Regions from separate parts of the Homo sapiens genome. Here region 2 is linked to region 1. A link is a loop called in an ENCODE intact Hi-C map of the cell type or tissue named here. Cell type or tissue: Caco-2. All regions are shown on one strand.

Evidence for each region. Peaks named below come from ENCODE experiments on the same cell type or tissue, not always from the same donor. Only the 100,000 strongest peaks of a DNase experiment are listed, where the experiment ranks them.
Region 2: a loop joins it to region 1, with 12 times the contacts of the local background. A loop is called at or near these places in 1 of 110 quality-filtered maps.

What each region holds. Positions count from the first base shown.
Region 1 is chr2:205,475,495-205,480,494 of GRCh38, reverse strand. All of the region lies in intron 20 of PARD3B (par-3 family cell polarity regulator beta), which reads right to left. Among named protein-coding and RNA genes, the nearest start is that of NRP2, 200 kb to the left of the region's middle. In Caco-2, no CTCF peak of the experiment used is centred here; a DNase peak (open chromatin) is centred at 3,017.
Region 2 is chr2:205,356,625-205,361,624 of GRCh38, reverse strand. The region is part of intron 18 of PARD3B (par-3 family cell polarity regulator beta); the gene reads right to left. Among named protein-coding and RNA genes, the nearest start is that of NRP2, 320 kb to the left of the region's middle. In Caco-2, no CTCF peak of the experiment used is centred here; no DNase peak of the experiment used is centred here.

The sequences.
Region 1 (5,000 bases):
GGTGGTGAGGATGGGGATGAAACAATACACAAACCAATGAAGAGAAATATCAAGCCGTGGTCAGTGCCACCAGTCACTTAAAATACAATATGATGAGAAGACAGTGACTAGGTGGCTACTTTAGATTGAATAGTCAAGAAAGTCCTCTTTCTTTTAATCTAAGGTCTGAATTACAAGTAGGAATCATCCAGAAGAATCTCCATGAAGAGTATTCTGGAGAAAACAGCTAGAGCCAAAGCCCTAATGAGGGAATGAGTGTAATCAATTAATGCAGGAGAAAGAAAGTACACAGCCGGGCACAGTGGCTCATGCCTATAATCCCAGCACTCTGGGAGGCCGAGGCGGGTGGATCATCTGAGGCCAGGAGTTCATGAAAAACCTGGTCAACATGGTGAAACCCCATCTCTACTAAAAAATACAAAAAATTAGCTGGGCATGGTGGAGGGCACCTATAATCCCAGCTACTCAGGAGGCTGAGGCAGGAGAATCGCTTGAACCTGGGAGGCAGAGGTTGCAGTGGGCTGAGATTGCACCAGTGCACTCCAGGCTGGGTGACAGAGCAAGACTCCATCTCAAAAAAAAAAAAAAAAAAAAAAAAATTGCATATGGCTGGAGCTTAATGCTCATGGAACAAAGTGGCAAGTGATGAGGTTGAACAGACAGGCAAAACTGAGATCATATGGGCTTTACAGGACTTGGACAGATCTTTGGATTTGACTCTGAGTAAAATGAGTGGACATTAGGAGATTTTAAGCCAGGAAGTAATATGATCTAACTAAAAGTTTTAGAATACATCTCTGGCTTTTCTGTGGAAGACAGAATAGAGGTTGTTGCAGAAAGGCAGGTGAGGGGTGATGGTAGACTGGCCTAGGTAATGGTCACGAAGCTGGAGAAAAATAGATGAATTCAGGTGCATTTTTTCCTAAGCACAGGCTATTCCATGAACCCTTCCTGGAGGAAAGCAGTCTTTTCTACATTGGAATTCCCTCAGTGCTTTGTACTTACATTATGGCCCTTACCTTCTGCTTTGTGGCATGGTGATCATTCATAGGTTTTATACATTTTGAGTCTTTGTCTAGTCCCCCAATAGTGGCTAAGTGATAGGAGGAATTTAATCATTCTTGTGTCTTCTGTAGACTTTGGCACAGGGCCCTCACCTAGGATGTGTTCAATAAATGAGTTTTTGTGGGAGGTGATAATAAGAAAGTGTGCAATGAAGGAGAAGTGGGAAGGAGAAGGGAGGAAATGATGGTGCCATTTAAGGATAGGGAGGCCATGTGCAAGGGCCAAAACCGCTCAACACCACCTTCATCTACTGCCTGGAGAACTTTCTTTTTCCTATTTTTCTTTCCTAGGGACATAAGCTGAACACCACAAATATATCCTTCATGACTTTGTGAGAGTGACTCTGCCATTTACACATATTCCACAGACAGTTCATTGTTTAAAGAAACGTCTACAAGTTTTTGAAATTCTTTCCATTGTAACATGTTCTTATGGCCTCCTGTTTTCGGCTGGCAATTGCTATAACATCTCAGTGCCATCAGCTCCTATAAGAATTGTCTAGCCAAGCAGTAATGTGCTTGGCTTATTAATGCTCATGGAATATATGTGTGCTGAAATGGTGTTATTAGAAAACTTTTCCATGCTTTTTCATACTAAATATAGCATGCACATTTCTAGATGAAACTGTCCGGAAACTGTGAGAACGTCCAAGCTCACACACTTTAAAAAAGGTAGGCTAGCACCATTTGCTGACCTTTAGCTTTGAATTAAATTTAGCTCCTCATCCTCATTAGAATCTGGCTGCCAAATAGCACTCTACTCTGATTAATAAAGTTTTCTAATAAGCATATCGCTTTCTAGCACTCTGCCGAGGTAGCTGAAATCTTGAGCAGGACTAAAGGGAGAACTGCCAAATGCAAATGTTACATTCCACATACGGTAAAATCGAAAACATCTCCTTATTGTTAAATGAAGCCCGGCTCTGGGTAAAAGCGAATAGACTATGACGTTAGGAATAAGATATGCTTGCTGCCCAGGAAGTCCATCCAGCAGACAATGTAGAAAACCATGAAAACCCACTCAATGTGATGCTCTAGGTTAATTTAAAATTCAACAACCTACATTTTGAAGTGCTCTCATTAATATTTTCAGGAGAAACTGGTTGGGCCTAGTAAAGGAAATTACGGACTAGGGAGGAGAGACACACAGACAGGTTTTCAGGGTAATGGGGGCGCCCCTAGTGACCACCCATTGCCTCCAGGCTGATGCCAGAAATTCAGCCTCAGTTTACTTCAAGGCTTTACTCTTCGCTGAAGTACAGACAGTGCTAGGTAGCCATAGACACCATTCATTGCACGTGAATTAATACTTTGTGGACAAGAGGTAATGCCAGGAGGGAAAGCTACAGATCATGAGGACCTTGATGTCCTGGTAGAAGGTTGGATGAAGTGGAGTGGGGCTTCCCCAATTAAACCTCTCCTTGCTCCGTGTCCTTCTCCAAGGCTAGCCCTGGGTTGGGATGTTGATGGTACTAAAGACCAATCACCCATCACCAAAATAAATTTACTAAGTGCCTACTGCATGTAGAGTGTTGGCCTTTGTGCCAAGGTTAGAGAAGAAAATTCAGAAACTTCACTAAAGAAACCAAAAAGCTTTATCCAAGCACATGATTTCCCTTTCTGTCTATTTCACAAACACTCTCACCTTCTTGCAAATGCTCTCACAGTTGGACAATGGTAATTCAGGGCGATAAGCAAGATATTGTTTCTCATACTGTAGGGCTGACTCTATACTGAAATCTTGGGGACAATAAAAATCAAATTCCTTCCTTTTGACTTTCCTAGACACAAGAGCAACAAAGAGAGGCTAAATCATGTGCTTATTTTTTTTTTTAACAGAGCAATGGTTCAGCAACAAGGACAGACGTCTGTTTACCTCCAGCATGCTTTTCAGCTGTAATCATTTTATTGCTTTTGTTAAAACCAACGCCTCCAATCTCTTCACAGGAGACATTTAGACATATTCCACAACTGCACACTTCAGGGCAACTGAACATCAAAGGAGGATTTGTACAGTTGAGGTATGACTCAAATTTTGTGGGAGACAGCAACTAGAGTGGCAAAGGGAGAGAGTCTATAAAAAATTCAGGAGGAATGCTTCCACACACATCTCCACTCTGCACCAAAGAGAATATTCACAGAGTTGCTGTAAAAATATACAAGCCACATTCAGAGTCCTTGTGCTTATCTGCTCACAACATATTTTAGATAATGAATTACATAATAACCAGAAGAATATTCCATGTTATATAAAGTGGGACTGGAGGTTGAAGTGCAAAAGGAAACGTTTGCAGAGTTCAGGATTAAGTCCTGCATCAGGGCTTCATGTTCAGGGTTGAAACCCCACAGTTTGAAAAACCCAAAGCCAGACATGTAGTTACTGAATTTTGTTTGAAGTGCATCTTCACATAGAATCAATTTGGAATCTACCCACAAATATAAATAGATGTAAAAACATCATTGCCATACACAAGTAACAGATGTTTTCATTACACTACCAGAATACCAAGGTGAGAAGTTAATATTTTTGAATACAAAATGTCAATGCTGTAAATATACACACACGCATACACATACACACATGAAGAAACAAAATCACATGATTAGGGGATAAATTCTTCAGCAGATGAAATTACTGTTAATAAGTGATTAACACTTATAAGTGATAAATGATTGCTGTGTAAAAGAGAAATGGTTCATGTGGGAACCAAAACTTTACTTTCAAAGTATTTTGCACACTGTAACTCATAAGAGGGTAATGCAAAATTCATTCCTGCTAAAACAAACAAACAAACAAACAAAAAAACAAACAAAAAACCCAGAAAACAAAGGGCCACAGGTAAGATCATCTAGCACAGGAATAATCATGCTATGCATATAAAACATGTTCAAACCCAACATAGACCCAGTGGATACAGCACCAGAACTTTCCAATCCACATTCACTGCTACAGTTTAGGGCTTGGAAGAGTAACAGGCTACTCAGAAATTTATGCATTAAGGGTGGTGATTGAAAACAAATGGAGTGAGAAGCCTACTTACTGTGGCTTTTCACCGGTGATTCTTTTAAGAAAAAAATGAAAAAAAGGAAACTTCACCATTCTACCTAATGTATTTCTTAGAAAAAATGTTAAATTAAGTCACTTACAGTCAAAATGAACAAATTGGAGGTCTGCCTAGGTGCACTGGTGGCTCACCCTACATGCATTCCGACAACGTGTAGTCTGGCTAAAGAGATAGCTAATTGACGACTGTTCTTTCCACTGCTTGTCCATTAGGATAAATCCAGCTTGTGGACACTGAACCTTTCAAAGACAAAGAACTGCATTAATTTTGTACTCCTAGAGCATTTAATAAATCTGACACTGTCTGGTGGTTTTCTTCATTTTTGACCACTTGACAGCGACTGTGATCACAAGTTTCAGATAATCTATTTTCCTGTGTAAAATTAACAGCAATAAAACAAGCTAAATGGAATATGACCAAATCACAGAGCTTGTCATATCATGGAGTTTCAAAAGGAATCCTGGAAGCATATTGGAGAGAACTTGTATTATGAGCATAAATTCAAACTGCTGCACCAAATCAGAGGCTTTCACTGACTATCACAACAAATATGATGCCCACTTCATTTGCAGAAGCAAACAGTATGCCTATCACCAAAGAGCAGGCTTCTGGAGTCAACGCTCCTCACACTAAATGTGCAGGACTTTTTCTTTCTTAGGCTGACATTTGTATTGAATCAAGTAAGTTCTTCTTCATAATTTTTCTTTTCTAATGGCTCTCCCCCTGCCACCATATGTATTTGCAGGGAGGAGAAAAGCAAAGGGCAGCAAAACCAGCCTTAAGTGCTTGGCAAATGATCTTCCTGAATCTGGACCACATAAATCCTATAAAATGTGACATTTCAACAATAGGCTAGAAAAGCTTTGCTCTC
Region 2 (5,000 bases), 120 kb after region 1:
CTTAAGGGGCAGGATAAAACCCTGGGTCTAGAAATTGAATCAAGGTGTGGCTAGAATGTAGGAAGATGGTTTAGGCTTAGGCAATGGTGTTGACAAATCTGAATAGAGAATGTGTTAGAAATGAGGTATTCTGCTCAGAGCTATAAAAGGGTGGGGTTAGAGAGAGGATTAGGCAAGAAGAATTCGTCAGTGTGTACTCAGCACTGTCCAGAAGAGTAGGGAGATCTGGGTGACAGTACAGCTTTTGCCTTGTTTGGAAGGTAAATTTATGTCTACTATGGGGTGATTCCAGAGGTATGGCATAATGACATTAGATTTTCCATCTACCATCTTCTCCGATTCCATGAGCTCCTGACCCTAAAATAAATGGCTTTCCAAATATACTGTCCTGCAGAGATGAATGTGCAGATACAAAAACCAAGTACCTGAGTCTGTTTGGCAGTTATCTGTCTCACTGTAAATTAATAAGTTGCACGCCCATTTGCTTTACGCATTAGTCTCCTCCAAGTTTTTTTTTCTTATCCTTATACCATTCCTCCAAATTACGTTCAACTCAACAAACATGGACAAAGTCAACTTTGTCAATCTGCAAAACGGAGCATGTGATCCTGGGTTGGGGCAGTGAAGAAGGGAGGGAAAGGAATGAGGAAGGCATATTAGACATATTAGAAAGGGAGAACTATCATGGATACTGACACAAGAAAAAAAAATAAAGACACCAATGAGACTGAGTGGAGAAAAGAAGAACTGCAATAGATTCATATATGCAGAAGAACTTGATAAATAACAAAAACAGTGCTTTCCGTGTGTCTGGGACATCTCATTTCCTCCTCCAAACAGCCCACTGAGACTTGGAGCACTGCTAAGCAGTAGTTAGCAGCTGCCACAAAGCTAGTGTGTCACAGACCTGGGATTCAGACCTGGGCAGTTCAGCCCCAGAGCCCATGCACCTGGCCATGACACGGTATGCCCCAACCCCAGGGCACTGCACTCCTCAGGGGAATGAATATGTTTTGTGATTGGTGTTGGAAAAATTTCCTCACTGTATTAAGAAAAAATAAAGCTGGCTTTCTATACCCTTCTATTACACAATAAACCAGAGTGGGATGTGAGTGGATTAAAGACCAAAATGTGAAAGGTAAGTCTATCAGCTCAGTAGAAGGAAATGTAGGAAAGTATTTTTTGTGACATAGAGGCGGAAAAAGATTTCTTAAGATCCTAAAAGCCCAAAGTATAACCACCTCTAATGAAAATAATATGATGTACTTGATTACTATAAAATGAAAGATCTCTGCTTTATGAGGTACACCACTGAAAAATCTGATTAAGACTGCAACTTGATAATGAAAAGGAAAAAAACAAAAGAAAAAACAAGAAATCCAACAAAAATGACAAATGATGTCAATAAAGAATTTACAGAATGAGATGCTATAAGAATTAACAACCATATAAAACGATGTCCAAACTCATTAGCAATGAGAGAAATTCATGTAAAAACACAATGAAATACAACTTGATATGCATTCAAATGACAAAAATCAGAAATGTAGACAATACCAAGTATTGATGGAGACCTTGGGAAATGAGAATGCTTGTGCATTGGTGATAGAAATAGATATCAATACTATGAATTTGAAATGCAAGCGGGAAAGATTAAAGAAAATTTAAAAAATGCATTTATCCTATTTTAGCTATTATTCTTTTCTGGCAGTAGTAAGGACAGAATGCATTTATTCTATGGCTCCCATGATTCCAAGCCAGAGAAATTTCCTCAGTTCCATTACAGGGCACGTATGAGGATGTTTCTTAGTGTCATTGTGCGGTAAAGGGTGCTTAGAAGCTAAGCAGATGTCCATATACATACTATATAATATGATTAAAGGATACAAAATTGTGTGAAAGAGATATTAAAAACAATGCTGAGTGGAAAAAAGAAAACAATGATATTTTGAGCACAATACCATTTCTGTGAATTACATATATCTACACAAAACAACTCTAATTATTTGTGGATATATCCCAAACACTTAAGTCACTACATGCAGAGGGTAAAAGGAGTATAGATTAAGGATTAAAGGGGAAAATCAAACAGGGAAAGAGTTTTGTATAGACAAATGACGATAGAGCCATGAACTGAGGATTACTGTTCACCCAACTCTTTGCACTCAGTCCAAAATAAAAGAGGAAACAAAAAGGAAAGCTTATGGTATGACTCTAATGGAAACAGATTACTGGCAACCTAGCCAGCCAGAGTACATGCATAAGATTTCCCTTATATATTTCATGTTATTATTGTGGAGACAAGATATAGTAGTATCTAGAGAAATTCAAGTGATTTTCCAAAGTTGTACTGTCCTAAAAGCAGAACAGATGAATTATTAACTTGCTGACAATTTAATCTTTCGAAAGTTGAAGAGACTAATGAGAGGAGCTATTACTCTGGACCAATAAAGCAAAGTTAAAGCGATGGAAACCTTGAGAGAATTGCTTGGTGTTTGTAAGAGTCAGGGAATGAAATTGCTGGGCAGCATAATTCCCAAACATTATAGATTTACTAATTATCACATTTTCAAGAGCTACCTTCAAAAATTCTGATTTCACAGGTCTAGGGAGGATCCAGAAATGTTTGCGAATTTAAAGCAAGCTGCGCCACAGACAACACTTCTCAAAAATGGAAGGGCACAAATTTCTACAAGTTCAGAGGAAAGAATGATACGGCCCCATGACCAGGGTCTAAGACAAGAAAGATGTCTTAAGGGGGAAGCAAGGCATTCAACAATAAAATTTTGATAATGATAAATGCTAAAAACTATACAGATGAGTTAAAATGCCACCGAGGTGGTAGGAATGTAAAGAATGGCATGTGGCTGATGAAACAGGAATTATTCAAAAGACGGGGGTGGGAAAGCACACCGTCTAAAACGAATGCAAGAGAGAACTGGGTAAGAATAGTGTCAGGAAGGGTTAAATCTGAGAATAAGCTCAAGCTTGAGAAAAATGCAGAGGACAATAAAAGGAATTGTTAGCGTATGTTTAGAGTGAAGGAAAAGAATGATTCACACGCCCCTTGGGGCAGATATTATAGTATTAGCAGATGACAGTAAGAGAGAACAAAAACTCAAGCATTCTGTTTGCTGCCATCTTCCCTATCAATGAGAATGATCTTCACACTAAGCCACAAAACAACAGATTAAGAAGCAACCGAAGCCTGAGAGAGGTGATAAAACTAAAAGGGAGCATCTAGCCGCTTTATGAGTTTGTGTCTCTAGGCCCAAATGAATCTTATCAGAGTTCACTGAAGGAACTCACAGATGTGACTGCAGAACTTCTGTGGGGATCTTTGAGTAATCCTAGAAGACATAAGAGATGCAGAAGATCCAGGCTAAGGTCTCAATTTTTAAAAGAGTAGCGGTGATTGGACAAGAAAGCACGTATACAGTTCTGAAAACAGCAAAATAGTGAATTTCAAGTTGCTGGATGAATACATAGATAATTTATGGAAACTCAGGAGACAAAAATTAAGAATGGGGTAATTTTAAGGGACCAAAAAGGGCTAAGAACAGCTTATGTGAAATTTACGTCCTTCTCATCTTTGAAAGATTCACCATATGAGGTGAGGAATGTCAGAATCTCTTTCAACAGTTCACCAGGTGATTCTGTGGTTCAGCCAGGCGTGGGGATGTTGACAAATGGTTATGGAGATCCCTCCAAAGCCAAAGATTCAATGACTGTGTGCTTTTTCAATGACATCACTGTATCTATGCCTTCTTATTTTATTGCTGTTTCTTCTGCTTTAATGTTATTGAGTACTTTCTAACATCTTTGGCAAAAGAGAAACATTAAGCCATAGTCTTTCTCTTAATCATTCTTCTAATAACCACTACAGATCTCATACTCTCCCTTCTCTGTTTGACTTCAGAGAAGTCTGCATAATTACAATCTATCACTATCACTTATTTTTTTTCTCATGAAACTCTCAAGTATTCTTCCATTTCCTGAGCTAAAACTTTCGTTCCAAAACTTCAGAATCTTTCATTTTGTGTACTTATTTTACTCTCCATTGGTATTTTTCTTTTTCTCTGGCATCATTGGCCCTGCTCAAATAATCTGGTTTCATTCATCTAAGCAAGTTCACCCACTTAATTACAAACACTTCTGCACCCATGTCGACTGTTTCTCTTCCCTAACGCATAGACTTTGGGTTCTTAATGTTTCTAAGCCAGACAGAAATTATTTTTGTCTTCCAAATATAATTCAACTCAGGAAGTTTCATGGACTTTATTCTGTGTGCAACACCCAATCCGAAGTGTGTAAGACCTAGTCATGTCCTCAAAATGCTTCAGCATCACCAAAGGAGTGTGAACATACACACCCGAAACTCCTAGGGAACTATTTAAGGCTAATTATGATTAAGTAGGAAAAAATGTCCTTCTCTCCTCCCACAACACACTGTGCTTAATATTTATTAATAGCAGGTAGTCAATACTTTGTTTTATTAATGAATGAGTGAACAGATAAACATATGCTGGTCCAAATTCAGTATTATAAGAAGCTAGAACAGAAAACACCACAGTGGAGCAGAGGTGGAAAGCAGTCATACAATTATTATGCAAATGAGAAACAATAGATAATAGTTTGAATCTAGGGGAAGAAAAACTTTTTCCCCAAAAGTTTCCTTGTGTTTGTTGTTACTGGAATGATGTTCTTTTTGTCTTCTATTTTTTTTTTTTTTTTGAGACAGAGTCTTGCTGTGATGCCCAGGCTGGAGTATAATGGCGCAATCTCAGCTCACTGCAACCCCTGCTTCCTGGGTTTAAGCGGTTCTCCTGCCTTAGCCTCCCAAGTAGCTGGGATTACAGGTGCCTGCTACCACACCCGACTAATTTTTGTATTTTTAGTAGAGACGGGGTTTCACCATATTGGCCAGGCTGGTGTTGAACTCCTGGCCTCAAGTAATCTGCCCATCTCGGCCTCCCAAAGTGCTGGGTTTATAGGCGTTA